Linked DNA regions of Homo sapiens: region 1 is linked to region 2. A link is an interaction called in ENCODE POLR2A ChIA-PET data of the cell type or tissue named here. Cell type or tissue: GM12878. All regions are shown on one strand. Each heading gives the region's core, and the rest is flanking DNA. Links, peaks and the distances in the headings are about the cores only.

What was found. Peaks named below come from ENCODE experiments on the same cell type or tissue, not always from the same donor. Only the 100,000 strongest peaks of a DNase experiment are listed, where the experiment ranks them.
Region 1: POLR2A ChIA-PET joins it to region 2 with 5 read pairs; 4 of 35 experiments call an interaction of 5 or more read pairs at or near these places.

Annotation. Positions count from the first base shown.
Region 1 is chrX:129,911,172-129,920,492 of GRCh38, forward strand. UTP14A (UTP14A small subunit processome component) reads left to right here. Exons shown (of 15, transcript NM_006649.4): 6 at 595-750; 7 at 8,004-8,123; 8 at 8,224-8,318; 9 at 9,286-9,321. All of the region lies in intron 2 of LOC105373335 (a long non-coding RNA gene), which reads right to left. Among named protein-coding and RNA genes, the nearest start is that of UTP14A, 9.7 kb to the left of the region's middle. In GM12878, for the core only: no CTCF peak of the experiment used is centred there; no DNase peak of the experiment used is centred there.
Region 2 is chrX:130,082,981-130,092,301 of GRCh38, forward strand. The region is part of intron 1 of ELF4 (E74 like ETS transcription factor 4); the gene reads right to left. Among named protein-coding and RNA genes, the nearest start is that of ELF4, 23 kb to the right of the region's middle. RefSeq lists enhancers at 74-123, 1,844-2,103, 3,678-3,847 and a silencer at 8,705-8,754. In GM12878, for the core only: no CTCF peak of the experiment used is centred there; DNase peaks (open chromatin) are centred at 1,247, 1,781 and 4,045; H3K4me3 peaks cover 4,212 bases; H3K27ac peaks cover 4,203 bases.

The sequences.
Region 1 (9,321 bases), core at 919-8,918, 170 kb before region 2:
CTATTAAGGGAAAGAAATTGAATTGACAAGGGAAAATAGGGTAATAGAAAGAAGGGAAAGACCTGAAAAATGGGAGAAGGGGGAGTTGTGATTTCCCCACTATGGATAAGATTAAAAATAATCTAGGAGTGCCAGGCGCGGTGGCTCACGTCTGTAATCCCAGCACTTTGGGAGGCTGAGGTAGGCGGATCACCTGAGGTCAGGAGTTCGAGACCAGCCTGTCCAACATGGTGAAACCCCGTCTCTACTAAAAATACAAAATTAGCCGGGTGTGGTGTAATCCCAGCTACTTGGGAGGCTGAGGCAGGAGAATCCCTTGAACCAGGACGTGGAGGTTGCAGTGAGCTGAGATTGCACCATTGCTCTCCAGCCTGGGCAACACGAGTGAAACTCCATCTAAATAATAATAATAATCTAGGAGAAATTGCAGTCCTGAGAAGCAAGAGGACTAGCATCCTGATTCTTTCATCCTGATTCTAGCATCCTGATTCTTTCTTGGGCTAAGAAATGTTGCTTCCTAATTTCTTGTTAGTCCTTTGGGTTTGATGCTTTAATCTTGTGGCTCTTTCCGTTTACATGCCTTGCCTGCTTCAGATCCACAGAGAAGTAGCATTCAATAAAACCGCACAAGTCCTCTCCAAATGGGACCCTGTCGTCCTGAAGAACCGGCAGGCAGAGCAGCTGGTTTTTCCCCTGGAGAAAGAGGAGCCAGCCATTGCTCCCATTGAACATGTGCTCAGTGGCTGGAAGGTGAGTACAACAAAATGAAACTGAAAGGTGAGATTTTATAAGTTGGAGATTTCAGAGCCTGCAATTGATTTGATTGGACATGTTAAGCTAAACCCCAGCATAAGTCATTTTAGCTTAGTGCTCAGAAAGAAGGGGTTGCCCATCGTCATTGTCAGTCATGTGATAGCCAGTCACAATAGCTCTGTGATCACTTTTTTTTTTTTTTTCTTGAGACAGGGTCTTGCTCTGTCGCCCAGGCTGGAGTGCAGTGGCACGATCTCAGCTCACTGCAACCTCTGCCTCCTGGGTTCAAGCAATTCTCCTGCCTCAGCCTCCCAAGTAGCTGGGATTACTGGCGTGCACCAACACGCCCAGCTAATTTTTTTTTTTTTGGATTTTTAGTAGAGATGGGGTTTCACCATGTTGGCCAGGCTGATCTCAAACTCCTGACCTCAAATGATCCGCCCACCTCAGTCTCCCAAAAGTTTTGTGATTACGGGCATGAGCCAATGCGCCCGGTCTCTGTGTCACTTTTCATCTGCTTGTAGTATACAGTACTTGCTATTTCCATGTTTTTGTGTTAAACCATGTGATTGCCCGTATAGCAGGAACATAATAATGTTTTCTTTCTTTTACCCCAGTTTTTAAAAAGCATTTAAAGCCACATTCTGATCCTAGGGAAATCAGGAACTCGATAACATTAATGATGCCTTAGTGAGGATATGTGAACAACAGAAGCCAAACTTTGCTTGTACAGGAATACCGCATTAAAATATAATGTGTTGCTGGCAATGACTAGAACTTCAGCAGGTAACTTACTATGACTCTGAGCTGCAGGGCAGGGGTTGATGTTTTAGAGCTGGGTTTCCCAAACACTGACCCCTAACAAAGTTTGTGTCTGAAGCAAAAGGATAATTCTAAGTATGTTTGTTTGGTGGGTGTAATGTTGCCAGTTCTTTTTTATTATGAGGTTATTCTATTTTAATGGTGTTGAAATATCTTTTCTTCTATGAAATGATGGTGGTAGTAAATGATGGGATTGGGGGTGAAATGGTAGTTATGCTCTTGGCAAAATTAGAAGTTGGAAATCCTATGTTGGTCCCTGAAGTCCGGTTTTTAGTCCGAATAACTGCTTTAGAACAGCTAGCCTACTTTTCCAATACACCATTGGTATGGAGTCTATAATGGGCTGATTAGTCTTAAATAGATGCCCTCTTTGTGCTTCTCCTCTTTACTTTCCAAAAACCCAAGAATGGTAGTTTCTTAGGCGTTGGGAAGTTGAGCTAATTAAAGCTAATCAAAGTAAACATTGCTTGCCACAATAGCTAGAAATTGAGCGAGTAGTTGCTTATTATGGGGATAAGCTGTTTCTGATGTTTTTGCTGAAGTCACTACCATTCTCTTTCTAGGAGGCTTCCTTTTCTACATGAAAAAGAGATCAGGTTTAAAGTGTGGCTGCAGGATGAAGGGAGACTTTAGAAAAAAAAAATCAGAGGTAATACAATTTGTAGGATTCAAAAATAAAAAAGCATAGAAGATATGTAGTGAAAAGTTTGATTCCACCCGTGCCCCATCTGATCATTTTTACCCCCATACTCACCCAGAAGTAACCACTTGCATAAGTTTGCTGTTGTTGTTGTCTTAGAGTTTTATTTCTATATTCATGTTTACCTCCTTTTTAAATAAAAAGAAGGGTAGCATGCTACTACACACTGTCCTCCACCTTGCTTTTTCCAAATGACAGTGTAATCTTGGAGATAGCAGGAAAATGCCAAGTTTGTTATTAAAAACGAGATGGGGCCGGGTGTGGTGGCTCACGCCTGTAATCCCAGCACTTTGGGAGGCCGAGGCAGGTGGATCACCTGAGGTCAGGAGTTTGAGACCATCCTGGCCAACATGGCGAAACCCCATCTCTACTAAAAATACAAAAATTAGCGGGGCATGGTGGTGTGTGCCTGTAATCCCAGCTACTAGGGGGGCTGAGGCAGGAGGATCACTTGAACCTGGGAGGCGGAGGTTGCAGTGAGCCGAGATTGTGCCACTGCACTCCAGCCTGTGCAATAGAATGAGACTCTGTCTCAAAATATATATATAAATAAATAAAAAATAAAAACTAGATGGTAGTGGAGGAGGTTACACTAAGAATAGAACAACCTCTTCAAGATAGAGTGAGGCTCAGATGTCATACATTGAATATACCATGCCGTTCATTCATTCTAAGACTGACTTTTGAGAAATTATGCTAGTAGGGCACAGAGAAATAAGGAAGTGCTTAGTTCAGAGGGTGCTTTGTGGCTAGCAACTCCTAGGTCTCTCCTTACAACTTAGATTGCAAAGTACCAACAACTAGTATATGCTGTATTAGGATTTCTAGAAACTGAATATCAAGTCTCAGACCAGGCACGGTGGCTCACGCCTATAATCCAAGCACTTTGGGAGGCTGAGGCAGGTGGATCACCTGAGGTCAGGAGTTCAAGACCAGCCTGGCCAACATGGTGAAACCTCGTCTTTACTAAAAATATGTAAATTAGCCGGGCATGGTAGCACATGCCTGTAGTCTCAGCTGCTGAGGAGGCTGAGGCAGGGGAATTTCTTGAATCCAGGAGGCAGAAGGTACAGTGAGCCGAGATCACGCCACTGCACTCCAGCCTGAGGAAAAAAAAAAACCCTCTACTCTTTCCCCGCCCTCCCCCAAAAAAAAGAAAAGAAAATCGAAAGTCTGTACTATAGTTTTGGTCCAGCTCCCTAAAATTTTGTTTAGCTGCAAATAATTAAGTGGGATAATGCATGAGAAGGCATTTGTAAACTGCAAAGTGCTAGAAATGCTGTGAGGTAACTTCTTTCACCCCTCTCCTCACTATTCTCTGTCTACAGTGGTATTTCCCAAGGCATTCTCCTTGAAACCTTAGTCTCTCATTATGCCTTCACAAGAGGAGGAGAGGAGGCATTGCTAGAAAATGCTGCATGCCCCTACTGGAGATCGGAGAGTCACAACATGCTTTAGCATTTTAAAGTCTATGAAACAGGCCAGACGGATGTGGTGGCTCACGCCTGTAATCCCAGCACTTTGGAAGGCTAAGGCGGGTGGATCACCTGAGGTTAGGAGTTTGAGACCAGCCTGACCAACGTGGCAAAACATCGTCTCTACTAAAAAATATTAAAAAATTAGCTGGACGTGGTGGCTTATGCCTGTAATCCCAGCTACTCAAGAGGCTGAGGCACCAGAATCGCTTGAACCCAGGAGGCGGAGGTTGCAGTAAGCCAAGGTTGGGCCACTGTACTCCAACCTGGGCAACAGAGTGAGACTCTGTCTCAAAAATAAAAAATAAAAATAAAGGCTATGGGCCGGGCGTGGTGGCTCACGCCTGTAATCCCAGCACTTTGGGAGGCTGAGGTGGGTGGATCACAAGGTCAGGAGATCGAGACCATCCTGGCTAACACGGTGAAACCCCGTCTCTACTAAAAATATAAAAAATTAGCTGGGCACGGTGGCGGGCGCCTATAGTCCCAGCTACTTGGGAGGCTGAGGCAGGAGAATGGCATGAACCTGGGAGGCGGAGCTTGCAGTGAACCAAGATCGTGCCACTGCACTCCAGCCTGGGCGACAGAGCGAGACTCTGTCTCAAAAAAAAAAAAAAAAAAAGGCTATGAAACAATGGTGAAGACACCTGTTGGATCTAATTTAACTTAGGGTGTACAAACTGATTTTATTAAAATTTCAAAAAAATTGAATTTTAAGCTTTTAACAGGGGAGGCAAATCTTGTTATCTGATGAGAAATGTGTTTGGGGAAGAGCTGGTCTGTCTCCACTGCTGCCTCCTCTCTCTCACCTTCTTCCCCTACTGCCCTACTGAAACTTCTCTCAAAAGGCATTAGTGAGGGGCCTCCGAATTGCCAAATCCCAAGCCCTCTTAGTCTTTAGCATATTTGACACCATTGGCACATTTCATTCTAAAAATCTCTCCCCTCTAGCTTCTGTGATATACTCTGGGTATTTTCTCTCTCTGGCTTTCCTTAGTCCTTTTTATTCTTGCTCTGTAAATTCCATGACTTTTTTTTTTTTTTTTTTTTGAGACGGAGTCTTGCTCTGTCGCCCAGGCTGGAGTGCAGTGGTGCAATCTCGGCTCACTGCAAGCTCCACCTCCCGGGTTCACGCCATTCTCCTGCCTCAGCCTCCCAAGTAGCTGGGACTACAGGTGCCCGCCACCACGCCCAGCTAATTTTTTGTATTTTTTAGTAGAGACGGGGTTTCACCGTGTTAGCCAGGATGGTCTCGATCTCCTGACCTCGTGATCCGCCCACCTCGGCCTCCCAGAATGCTGGGATTACAGGAGTGAAAATTTCATAACTTTCGACTATCACTCTCAACCCCTTCTTTGAAGCTCCAGTCTCATATTCCATGTGACTAGCAGGGATCACCTGGGTCCCCCATATGCACCTTAAACTTAGTCCAGTCCAAAGTAAGCTTCGCATTTCCTTTCCCCAGACTTCCAAAACCTATACCACCCCCTTCATTCTGCAACTCAGTTAACAGCATAACTCCCTACCCCAGTCACTTAGGTTGGAAACCTCAGTCATTTGATTCCTTCTTGACCCCTTCACTGTCTCCCTCTCCGCCAGCTTATACAGGGGGCTAGACCTGCAAATTCTGTCTCTGTAATAGCCCTTATGCTCCTATTTTCTCTTCATTTTCATTTTCACTGCCCTAATCGAGGCCCTCATTGAACCTTTCCTTTGGAACTTTACATATATCCTCTACACAATCAGCAGGATTTTCTTGCTGAAACACAGTTGATCATTGCTCTCCTGCTTAAAATCCTTCAAAGGCTGTTCACTTACAGAATAAAATAAAATTACGTAGCATTTTAGCTATGCTGGACAACACGTTGTTCTATTACATACCACTCCTTTCCCTGTGTCTGTGTTTTTTGCTTATGCTCATCTGTTTGGATTTTTTTTCCTCCTGACAGAATTGTACTTAGGCCTCAAAGCCTAATTCAAAAGGTCACTTCCTTCCCTAAGCCTAACCTACCTCCCAATAATATTTAATGGTAATTTCCTCTGTGATTACCCCTATAGAATAACGTAGCAGTTATGTTATTTAAGGGTAACATAAAGGGTATTTAACCCATTATGTTATGCTGTTTGTGTTGTATATGTCTCTGCTCTCAAAGGCTGTGAGCTCTATGAGGACAGGAACTATCTTAATCAATTGTGTATTCCTAGCACCCCATACAAGTGCCTGGAATATAGCTACAATCAATAAATGTTTGTAAATTGAATTGAATTGAAGGGACATTACAACATTGTAGTATAAATCACTTTGTAGCCTGAGATTGATCACTACTGCAAATACTAAAAGTGGAAGAACATATACCTTTACTATTCAGTAGAATAGTTTTATGGTTAAATCAATAGCATCGTGTAACATGTGATGATGTGCGTTTATGCATTTATCCAAATATTTGTAAGTTTAATACTGACCACGATGTATATGGCTATTGAAGAAAACCACACATAATATGTGTGTGAGGTTTGAAACTAGCTCTGTTGCCTAGGGCTGTCTTTGTGCCTTGCCAGAATGTGGACCGTGGCATGATCGGCCTGAATATTTAGCCATCCTCATGATAGCATGTGGAATAACTGGTTTACAGTTCATTCGTTTCATACATACTCTGCCTAGCATGTAAAATTAACTGGAAACTGAGGAATTGGAGCCAAAGTTAGAAAATGAGGAGAGTTCAACTTGAACCATCAGGAAACAGGCTGATTACATGAAGGTCTTTTTGTTTGTTTGTTTTTAACATAATAAATAGAGATGGGGTTTCACCATGTTGCCCAGGCTGGTCTCAAACTTGTGGGCTCAAGCAATCCTCCTGCCTCAGCCTCCCGAAGTGCTGGGATTACAGGCCTGAGCCACCATGCCCATCCTATATTTTTTTTCAGGCAATATCCTTTTGTGCTCAAGAAATTAAGACACACACCCCACCACAAACTACATTTGAAGACTCTGCCAAAAAAATGCCATGTTTTTTCTCATTTTCTTTCATCAGTAATTAATGATACCAAGAACACTTATATGCATGGTTTATAGCAGTTGGCTATGGTCAAAAAAAGTTGGGCTTCCCCTCTGAGACATTTGCAGATATATGTCCTAGGTATACCATCAGTGGCAAATAATGCTTATCTTAAGATCTAATCTCACAGGGCATGCTGGGCTCACGCCTGTAATCCCAGCACTTTGGGAGGCCAAGGCAGGAGGATGGCTTGAGGCCAGGAGTTTAAGACCAACCTGGGCAACATGGCAGGACCCTGTCTCTACAAAAAATAAAAAAAGTTAGCCAGGCATGGTGGCTTACACTTGTGGTCCCAGCTGCGCAGGAGGCTGAGGCAGAAGGATCACTTGAGCACTAGAGGTGGAGGTTGCAGTGAGCTGAGATTGGAGTGCCAGTGGACTCCAGCCTGGGTGACAGAGCAAGACTCTGTCTCAGAAAACAAAAAAAAAAAAAAAAAAAACTAACCGCCCCTTCCCTCTAGAAATATTCTAAAAGAAGGCTTATGATATGAATTTGAGATTCCTAACTATAAAGTAATAGTTATGTGCTTCAAATGATACATAACAATACAGGGACTCAAGGGCAATGTGCCTAGATTCTTAAGAGAATGGAAATCAGTTTAACATATATTGGTAATCTGGGCCGGCGCGGTGGCTCACGCCTGTAATCCCAGCACTTTGGGAGGCCGAGGCGGGCGGATCACGAGGTCAGGAGATCGAGACCATCCCGGCTAACACGGTGAAACCCTGTCTCTACTAAAAATACAAAAAATTAGCTGGGCGTGGTGGCAGGCATCTGTAGTCCCAGCTACTCGGGAGGCTGGGGCAGGAGAATGGCGTGAACTCAGGAGGCGGAGCTTGCAGTGAGCCGAGATCACGCCACTGCACTTCAGCCTGGGCGACAGAGCAAGACTCCATCTCAAAGAAAAAAGAAAAAAAAAAACATATATTGGTAACCTGAACACAGTGATCCCCCTCAGCAGTATTAGAGAGTAGCCTCAGCGTCTCCCTGCTGAAGTTGTCTTATATAAGAATCAAATAAGGCTTTATTTATACTTCTGACAACAAGACTGGAACCCCCTTCTCTTGCTGTAACAGCCAATCCTATCCACTTATGATTCCAATTATAGTGTCATAAGTTAGAGAATCATAGGAATGTAAAGAGAGAAAGCTGTAAGAGCATGGCTTAAGACTCAGAATGTTTTGTTGCTTCTTTAAGGCAAGAACTCCCCTGGAGCAGGAAATTTTCAACCTCCTCCATAAGAACAAGCAGCCAGTGACAGACCCTTTACTGACCCCTGTGGAAAAGGCCTCTCTCCGAGCCATGAGCCTAGAAGAGGTAAGTGTGTCATAGGCCCTTCAGCACACCCAGGCATGCCACGCTTCTCCTAGCATTTGTCCTCTGGCCCAGGTGTCACTGTAAGTCTCATTTGTTGTAGGCAAAGATGCGACGAGCAGAGCTTCAGAGGGCTCGGGCTCTGCAGTCCTACTATGAGGCCAAGGCTCGAAGAGAGAAGAAAATCAAAAGTAAAAAGTAAGGAGGCCCCTGTGAACTGGCCTTGGGTTCCACAGAAGAAAGTCATGTGGTTCATCATGAATTCTTTGGAGAGAACCTTTGATGCAGCAACTAGAGTCATGCAGATGAGGTCCCAAACAGGAGTGACTAGCCTTTTGTTCCCCCCAAACCAACCTCATACAGTTTTGCCAAAAAGATGACTATTCAGTTACTTTCTCTGCCTTCCAAGGCATCACAGAGTGGTTCTGCAGAATCAGCTCTGAATTCCAGAGCTGTTAAGGCCAATAGGGCTTCCTTCCTGCCTTTTTGCCTCTTTGAAACTTGTTCGGCCGGGTGTGGTGGCTATGCTTGTAATCCCAGCACTTTGGGAGGCCGAGGTGGATGGACCACTTGAGCTCAGGAGTTCAAGACCAGCCTGGGCAACATGGCAAAACTGGCTGGGCACGGTGGCTCACACCTGTAATCCCAGCACTTTGGGAGGCTCAGGCAGGTGGATCACTTGAGGTAAGGAATTCAAGACCAGCCTGGCCAACATGGCGAAACCCCATCTCTACTAAAAGTACAAAAATTAGCCAGGCATGGTAATGTGCACCTATAGTCCCAGCTACTTAGGAGGCTGAGGCGGGAGGATCGCTTGAGCCCAGCGGGTGGAGGCTGCAGTGAGCCAAGATCATGTCACTGCACTCCAGCCTGAGTGACAGAGTGAGACCCTGTCTAAAAAAAAAAATGAAACTTGTTCTACCCCTCCCTTGAGTTATAGAGGCAAAGGAGACTCTTTGAGCTGCAGAGGTCCACCCTGAGGACTGTGGGTACCAAGAATCTTGCCAGTCCTGTCAGGTCCCAAACTGACTCCCTATAGCCAACTAGCTCTATGATGCCCATTCCAGCCCCCTGCCTAGGGAACCCATTGGGTAGTATGGGCACTTGTGCCTATGACATCCGTGCTTCAGCTAAATTGCTAAACTCTTCCCTCCTACCCCTACAGGTATCACAAAGTCGTGAAGAAAGGAAAGGCCAAGAA
Region 2 (9,321 bases), core at 613-8,612:
GAGGGGGACCACGGTGACCTCCCTGATGACCGCTCTCCCCCACAGGAGACACCCAGGCCTCTCCTACTTCCTTTCCGTTAGCCCACAGGGCTGGCCGTGCCTTTGCCCCACCCCCACCCTCACCCTCACCCCCACACCTTTCCACCCACCCCAACAAAAAGTCGGGAGAAGTCGCTCAACTCAACCTCTCAGGTCTGAATTTCCCTTTGGACGAGTGAGAGGCTGAGTACTGGGAGGAGGCGCCTGGGAAACTGCAGCCCTTGCCCCAGGTTCACTCCTCCCACCACCACCCCACCCCCACCAGACCCTGCCTGCGACCCATTCTCCACTGGTCTGTGAAGCCTCCCAAGGCCATTTATGCTTGGAAGGTCTGTCCCCCCTGCCCCCCCAGCCTAAGCGCCCCAAGGCTTGCATTCCACAGCAGCTCCCGCCCTCCCACAGGCCTTCTGCCTGCCCCCAGGAAACATTCTCATACTAATCAAATTAAAGGTGATCACTTTCACCTAATCCCACTTTGTCTAAACATGAAACTCCTGTGTGTGTCCCTTCCCCCAAGGTCACTCGCTGTAGCCCTTCCCTTCGGGCTTGCTCATCTCTTCTTTCCAGATCAGGATTTCATGTTTGCGAGTTCACTGCTGGTGCTGTCTGCCTGGGCTACTTTTATGTACCTTCCTTACCTCCCCCATAAGACAGGGGCTTCCTTGAGGGCAGCAACAACTGTGTTGGACATTGATGAAACCTTAGCACCTTGCATCATGTATGGCATGTAACAGACACTCAATTTGTGTTTGTGGAATGAATGAAGGGATGAATGGGTGGATGGGTGGGTGGGTGGATGGCTGGATGGATGGCTGGATGGATGGATGGATGGATGGATGGATGGATGGATGGATAGATTGGTGGTATGGGTCAGTCAGCATCTGTGAGGTGTGTTTTCTGGGCAACGTTTATCTGTATACGGTGGATGCGGGTAGGTGTCACGTACTCTGCCTTACACGAGAATGAGCAAAATGTGCATACCTTCTGGGGTGACCTCTGTATGTTTTTGCATTGTCATTTACCCAGGTGCGCTATTTGCGTTGGTTGTGGGTGTGCAAGCGCACTGTAGGTATATGTGTGTGCAGGGTGTGTGCATGTGTCCCAAGCGTGGAGACGTGTGCACGAGAGCCTCTGTGTGTCAAAGGGCTGCCCTGGTCTGGCCAGCAAAGCCGCAAGCTCAGTTGTCAGTTCCTCCTCCGGGCCAGCCTCAGCTGCCTTCGTGAGAATGACAAACCTGAGCTAATGCTGGCTGGAAGTGGCTGTGCTGAAGATGGGGGTGGGGTTCTCAGGAAGAGAATGCCAGGCCCAGCTAGATATGTGGCCCATGGGTCCCGGGGATGAGACCCCCAAAGTCCATGTGCCAGGGAGCTGGTGGGGGAGGGAGGCAGCCAGGGCCCTGCACTGCATTGAATGGAATCCTTGGTCACCAATGCAGAGAGGTTTGAAATCAAAGAGAGACGATTCCCAGGGCATTCTTTTCTGTGTCCACATATTGAGGTAGCAAAATCCAGGACTTGGTGGGTGCAGGCTTTGCTGCCTCGGGATTGTGAGGTATTGTGAAGCTATACCCAGCACCCGAGGCTCATCCTGGTGATCGTCTACCCTGAGCCTGAAGCTAAGGTCTTGAAGGGGTGGAGGGGGAGGAAGTAGCTGTCCTACTCTTTTGGCCAAGGCTGAGAAACCATCCGCCCTAACCGTCCAGTCCAGAAAGTTTCCCCCTCCCCCTTGAGATGTTTGAGGATTTGAAAGTGAGAGGTGGAGAGAGGCTCATTTGCATGTTCACTCACTCTCCCCAGCAGAGGAGTGAACCCCCCCTTCAGTCCTTCAAAATAACCTCCTTCTCCCAGGAACCCGAAACCAAAGATGCCACCATCATAGGAGGTGCGCCCTGTGGGCCAGGGAGGCCCCCACCAGGGGCTCCCTTCTCCAGTGGGCCCTTTGGCTGGGACGCAGCTTCAGTAGCCTAGAGCCCTGGATGCTGCCTCCCCAGCAAGTAGACAAATCAGGGAGCACACACGGACACTTGGCTCGGGGAATTGAGGAGCCTGTGAACCCTTAGTAACTGGTGGTGAATTCCCCTACCCTGCCCCATGCTTGCACAGCTCACAGCTTGCTCCAGTCACAGTCCCCTCGCAGGGTGGCAAGAGCTCCACTCCCTTCACACCCTTTGAGGCCCTACAGGGTCTCTGACTCCCAGCGCCTGTCTTACTTGGGCCAAAAGCAAAGCCTTTGCGAGAAAGTATGTGCCCCTGGGTGCCCTCTGAGTGTATGGACCTTAAGAGGGAGTGTGCAGGCAAAGGCGCCGACCTCCTGGCCTGCAAATACACACCTCTGTGGCTCTGACTGCATTTCAAAACCGAAGCAAAATAGAAGTGGTTTGGGCTGCTCCTGTGTCACAACTCGGCCCCCTTTAGATGCACAGACCCTTCCTGGGGCTGTCACTGAAACATACCAAGCAGTGTCCAGCAACCACTCATCTGGGCCTCCCTTACAGGAAATAGCCCCAATGTGAAAGCCACGTCCACAGTCTCCGTGGAGTGAGTTTAAATCTACACCCTTTCAGCTGAGCCAATGGCTCTCACAGAATTGCTGGTAACACCCGTGGCATTTTCGCACATGCCAGGAAACATGGAGGCCAGATGGTCAGCTGGGCCACAAAGCACAATTCTCCTTCTCCGGTTCCTTGTCCCCTTGGAGCCAGCTCTCACTCCTGAAATACCTCATCCTCCATGAAACCTTTCTGGAATTCTCTGGAAAGGAAGTGACAATTTCCTTCATGCCATTTCCCACTCCCTCAACACCCCTCCCCCACAACCACAAGCAAAATGGAAACTACCCCAGGAACAGCTGTACCCTCGACTGAAAAACAGCCCGTCCTCAGGCGAATAGTCATCAAGCAGGGAACTGCCTGCTGTACCATGTGACCAGTGGCGTGGATTTAAGAGACAGAAGGCCAGAGTCAGGACTATATCCAGTCTGTAGTCCTGAACAGAGCAGAATTCACCCATCCACAGGACTTGAACCCCAAACCTCAGTCCAGTTATGGCTGGACTCCAATGAGTGAGCTAACCCTCCTACTTAAGCAAATGCCCAGTGAAGGGGCCCTAGTCACCGCTATTTTGTCAGCTCTTTCTCCTATTCCTTTCTTTCTACCAGCCACTCCATTTGAGATGAAACCAGGAAGAGGGAGGGAAAAAAGAAAGGTTTTGCAAGCTCTGTTGGTTGGGGTTTCTCTGTGCTTATTTACAAGAAACCCAGTTTCCTTCCTTGCTCCTCTGTCACCACCTGATTCCAGCATAGGGTTTCTCCCAACTCTGATGGTGAGGTGGGCCCAGGGTTCTTCCCCAGTTACAGCCCCCGCTCTCACACCCTGCTCAGCTCGCCTCTTCCCCTACCTTCTTTGCAGGCCTTGATCTGTCCCAGAGGAGGAGTGATTAGATGGCAGGTCCCAGGCAAAGAGATGCTTTTTCCTCTTTCTCCAGGGGACCCACAGCCCACCCACAGTGTAGACTGCCTAGGGCCGGGGAGGAGGAGGGAGGCGTTCTGGCTGCATCCTAGCAAGATGTGTGACCATGGAAAAGTCGGCCATCTTTCTGGGCTGTGGTTTCTGTCATCCTTCGAGCAGGTGAGGGTTGTGAGTAATCCAGGCTTAGCAGGTGCTCACCAGGGAGTCTCGGGTGAATAAAGATGGCAGTGGAAAAGCACTTTGAAAATTAAAAAGCGTTCATCCAGATGATGAGTTTCAGGTGACCTCCCAGAGAGCAACAGGGGCTGTGGGCCCCATTAAGCTCCAGACGGTGGACCCCACTGGCTCCAGAATACACAGGGTGGGGCTGGAGGGTTCCAGTTGTTGGGTGGCAAGGGGCTGACTCCTTGCCTGGGCTGGGGACCTGGCAGGGAGGGAGGAGCAGGCTGCTGCGGCTGGTGCAGCGCACTGGATCCCCTGTCCTCACCCCGCCCCAGCACTTTGGGTTGTGGTTATGTGGCAAGAAAGAGCACTACACTACAGAAGCCCCATAGGGGAGGAAGAGGAGGGGGAGGGTTAGTGACAAAGAGAACCTATTTCCCCAGCTGCTCTGAGAAGGCCAAAAGAGCACCCCCTGGAAGTGCCTGCGGCCACCACATCACCATCTCTAGTGCTTCATGCACGAAGCACAGGACAGTGGCACTAAGCCAATGACGGGAGAACCCACTGCAGGAAAAGGGAGAAACCCAAGTGTGGGGCAGCCACTAAACCCCAGTATAACGGTCTGCCAGCTCCAGCCTAGGAGAGCCCCCAGAAGCCCCTGCAGATCCTAAGATCATCGGCTTTCCAGCTAGAAGCCCCAGCTCTGCCTTGGGGTTGAGGCAGGTCACTTTCCTCTTTTGTAAAACAGGGATCTCCTATTTAGCTCAAGGGGTTGTTGCAAAAGGCCAATGAGCTAATGTAGGCAAAAGCTCTCTGTTAGCCCGAAACGTGTTTTTCTTTTTTTATTTTTTGAGACGGAGTCTCACTCTGTCACCCGGGCTGGAGTGCAGTGGCGCGATCTCGGCTCACTGCAACCTCCGCCTCCAGGGTGTGCCTCAGCCTCCTGAGTAGCTGGGATTATAGGTGTGTGCCACCACGCCCGGCTATTTTTTTTATTTTTAATAGAGATGGGGTTTCACCATGTTAGCCAGGCTGGTCTTGAAATCCTGACCTCAAGTGATCCACCCGCCTCAGCCTCCCGAAGTGCTGGGATTACAGGCGTGAGCCACCGCGCCTGGCCAGTGTGTTTTCCAATTCCCTGGTCTGATTCGTTACTCTGGGGCTGTGGTAGTTCATTAAACATTTAGCATGTCTTTACCTAGATATAGAGGAAGAAAGGGAAATGGAGGTGGCGGGATGAAATGAAGGCTGAGGGGACAAAAGCAACAAATATAAAATGTATGGTAGAGAGAAGAAACCAGTTTGATTAGAGGGAGAGAGGAACATTGCTTGGGAAGCTGGATAAGTGGATCCCTGGAACTGTGGAATGAGAACTTAATATGGAAAGCGACTGTGAGTTACTGTAGATTCTTGAGCAAGGGAGGGGCATAACAAGCAGCCCTTTAGGAAGGGCAGTTTGGTCTGGGTATAAGAGTGGGTCTGAGGCAGGAGAATCACTTGAACTCAGGAGGCGGAGGTTGCAGTGAGCTGAGATCGCGCCACTGCACTCCAGCCTGGGCGACAAGAGTGAACACTCCATCTCAAAAAAATAAATAAATAAATAAAATAAGAGTGGGTCTGTGAGTGGAGGAGATGGAGGGAGACCAGGTAGGGTAGCTGGAACCAGGAGGTGAATCCCAGAGCCACCCCAAAGTAAAGAAATTGATGGACTATGGGGAGATACAGTAGCTGTAGAGACCCCAAGATGTGCAGGGTGTTCTCGCTAAGAATGTTAAAAGATATTGCCGGGTGCGGTGGCTCATGCCTATAATCCCAGCACTTTGGGAGGCCAAGGAGGGTGGATCACCTGAGGTCAAGAGTTTGAGATCAGCCTGGCCAACACAGCAAAAGCCCGTCTCTACTATAAATACAAAAATTAGCCGGAGTGTGGCGGCGTGCACCTGTAATCCCAGCTATTCGGGAGACTGAGGCAAGAGAATCGCTTGAACCTGGGAGGGGGAGGTTGCAGTAAGCTGAGATCGCGCCACTGCACTCCAGCCTGGGTGACAGAGCGAGACTCCATCTCAAAAAAACAAACACTGACTAGAGACTAATTAAATTCATTAGTGGGTTTTTTAGAAGCTGGGATAATCTATGTTGGTACCCACAGGATATTAAGTCAGATAACTTTTATTGAAGGGACAGTGTTCTTTGTCAAGGTCCCTGCCAGCCCAGTGTGTGTCCTAGAAACTAACGTGAAGCCTCCTTGCTCAGATCTGGAACTTTCCTGGGCAGCAGGGGCCATGGTGTGGTTGCTGCCTGCTTGGCACTGGCTGCCCCTCCCAAATGCGCCCTTCTGCCACTGGCCAATCCCCAGGCCAGCAAAAGCAAAGGACAGTACTTCAGGCACAAGAGCAGTACTCCAGCATCCCTTTCACAGAAGGGAGGGGTGCCAGAAAGGATGAGGTGGGAAGACAGCCTACCAGGGCCTGGCCAGACAGGGAGGGCAGCCTCGGCTCCAGAAGTCATCGAGAGCTCCTGGGGTTCCTCCTTCTCTCTCACCGGCACGATTAAAACCTCTCCTCAAGTTAGAAGGCCAGGTGCGGTGGTACACACCTGTAATCCCAGCACTTTGGGAGGCCGAGGCAGGTGGATTGCTTGAGCTCAGGAGTTCGAGACCAGCCTGGGCAACATGGCAAAACCCTGTCTCTACTAAAAAAAAAAATACAAAAATTAGCCAGACGTGGTGGCACACGCCTGTAGTCCCAGCTACTCAGGAGGCTGAGGTGGGAGGATCGCTTGAGCCTGGGAGGTGGGGGCCCCAGTGAGCTGAGATCGCACCACTGCACTTCAGCCAGGGCAACAAGAGTGAGACCTCAGCTCAAAAAAAAAAAAAAAAAAAAAAAAAAAACACCTCTCCTTGAGTCAGAGTCCCAGGATATCAAAGTTATAAGAGACCTGAAAGATCATTGCATCCATCCCTCTTATCATCCAACTTCTGCTACCATAGGAGAGGAAGTGACTTGCTCAAGGTGACACAGCTAGTTGCACTGTGACTCCCAAGTGACTCTTCTTCCTTGCCTCCTTCCTTGCTCATTGTCTCCTGGCATCCTCAAAAAAGCAACCCTTTCCTCTGGCAAGAACACACAGCAGTCAAAGATTCAGGGCTGGCCAATAACAATGAAGCCACGGCTGGGCGTGGTGGCTCATGCTTGTTATCCCAGCACTCTGGGAGGCCAAGGCGGGCAGGTCACTTGAGGTCAGGAGTTCGAGATCAGCCTGGCCAACATGGTGAAACTCTGTCTCTACTAAAAAATACAAAAAAATTGTCTGGACGTGGTGACTCATGCCTGTAATCCCAGCACTTTGGGAGGCCGAGGCAAGCAGATCACCTGAGGTCAGGAGTTCAAGACCAGCCTGGCCAACATGGTGAAACCCCATCTCTACTAAAAATACAAAAATTAGGGCCAGGCGTGGTGGCTCACGTCTGTAATCCTAGCACTTTGGGAGGCCGAGGCAGGCGGATGATGAGGTCAGGAGTTCAAGACCAGCCTGGCCAATATGGTGAAGCCTTGTCTATAATAAAAAATACAAAAATTAGCCAGGTGTGGTGGCGCCCTCCTGTAGTCCCAGCTACTCAGGAGGCTGAAGCAGGAGAATTGCTTGAACCCGGGAGATGGAGGTTGCAGTGAGCCAAGATCACGCCACTGCACTCCAGCCTGGGCGACAGAGCAAGACTCTGTCTCAAAAAAAAAAAAGAAGAAGAAGAAGAAGAAGCCACACACATGCAGGGCACATTGAACCTTCACAGTGCCTTCCCCACCTCCACAGTGCCTTCCCCACCTCCACCTCCGTGCCTGTGTTCACACTGTCCCCCAGGCCTGACAGGCCCTTCTTCAACTTCTGCAAGCCCAATGCCCACAAGTCCTTCAAGATCTGAAGCAAATGTCACCTTCTTTTCAAAGCCTTCCCTGCTTCCTCCCCACCTGGCACACTCTCTCCTCCTCCTCATGACACCTTAGCTTTACTTCTTAGACCAAAGCAGGGGTTCATAAACTATGGCTCATGTGCCAAACCCAGCCCTGCGGTCCATTTTTAGACGGCCCATGAGCTAAGAATGGGTTTTACATTTTTTAATGATTGGGAAAAATCAAAAGAAAAATATTTCCTGACATATAGTGATTTTTTAATATATGTATTTTTTGAGACTGGGTTTTGATCTGTCACCCAGGTTGGAGTGCAGTGGCACAATCATGGCTCACTGTAACCTCTGTCTCCTAGGCTCAAGTAATCCTCCCGCCTCAGCCTCCCAAGTAGCTGGAACTACACGTGCACGCCACCGTGCCCGGCTAACTTTTTGTATTTTTTGTTGAGACAGGGTTTTGCCATGTTGTCCAGGTTGGTCTCAAATAAACTGGCTCAACCAATTCTTTGTAGGAAAGGTTTGCTGAATGCTGGACTAAAGGCTTCAGTGTGAATAAATTCACCAAGTTCATTTCTTTTTTAAAATTTATTTTAGGCCAGACACAGTGGCTCACTCCTATAATCCCTGTACTTTGGGAGGCCGAGGCGGGTGGATTACCTAAGGTCAGGAGTTTGAGACCAGCCTGGCCAACATGATGAAACCCCGTCTCTACTAAAAATACAAAAAATTAGTTGGGCATGGTTGTGGGCGCCTGTAATCCCAGCTACTCAGGAGGCTGAGGCAGGAGAATCGCTTGAACCCGGGAGGCAGAGGTGCAGTGAGCCGACATCGTGCCACTGCACTCCAGCCTGGGCAACAAGAGTGAAACTCCATCTCAAAAAAATATATATTTTTTCAAATTTGTATTTATTTATTTTTCAGAGATGGGGTCTTGCTATATTGCCCAGGCTGGTCTCCAAGTCCTGGCCTCAAGCCATCCTCACACCTCCACCTCCCAAAGTGCTGGGATTACAGGCGTGAGCCACCACACCCACCCCATCATGTTGATTTCTGAGAAGAATGTCACAGAGCACTTGGGGATGGAGGTGCCTGCAGGGAGGTGTGGGATGCCAAATACAACTCAGCAGATTCTCATCAGAAAGAAGGTCCTGGGCTGGGGTTAGGAGACGTGAGTTCTGCCCATGATGTGACCTCGAGCAGGTCACTTCTGCTTTGTGTGCCTCGGTTACCTCATCTGCACAATGAGGGGGTTGGACTGGGTGACCTAAGGGCCTGTCTAGCCCTATGACTTAGACAGGCAGTGATCAACTGCATTACCATCTCCCACAGTTCTTAGCAGGCATGGTCCTGATCATTTACCCTCAGAACAAAAGCTTACAGAAGGGTCCTCTGCCCAGCTGTGGTTTTCCGCTGCCCCCATGGGCCTCCCTCACTCCACACTCACCTGCCCTGCCCCACCCTTCCCGTCTGCTGACCTTTCTGCCCTCCTCTCGGAATTCCTCTCCTTGCAAAATGAAGATGGCCTCCTCTGAAAGAGCCCTCCCCTCCCTCCAGTCCGGTGGGCTAAAAGCCTCCACTTTTTTGGGAGGGAGACAGGGAAAGGACTCTCACCTCTCCCCAGCCTCCCAGGGCCCACAGCAGACAGGCAGTGGAGTAGGAGATAGGGCCAGCTCTCACCGCACCCCTGCTCTGCCAGCGGAAACAGCCCTTCTCTGCCACTTCCTGTCCCAGGGGTTTCAGCAGTTTCCCC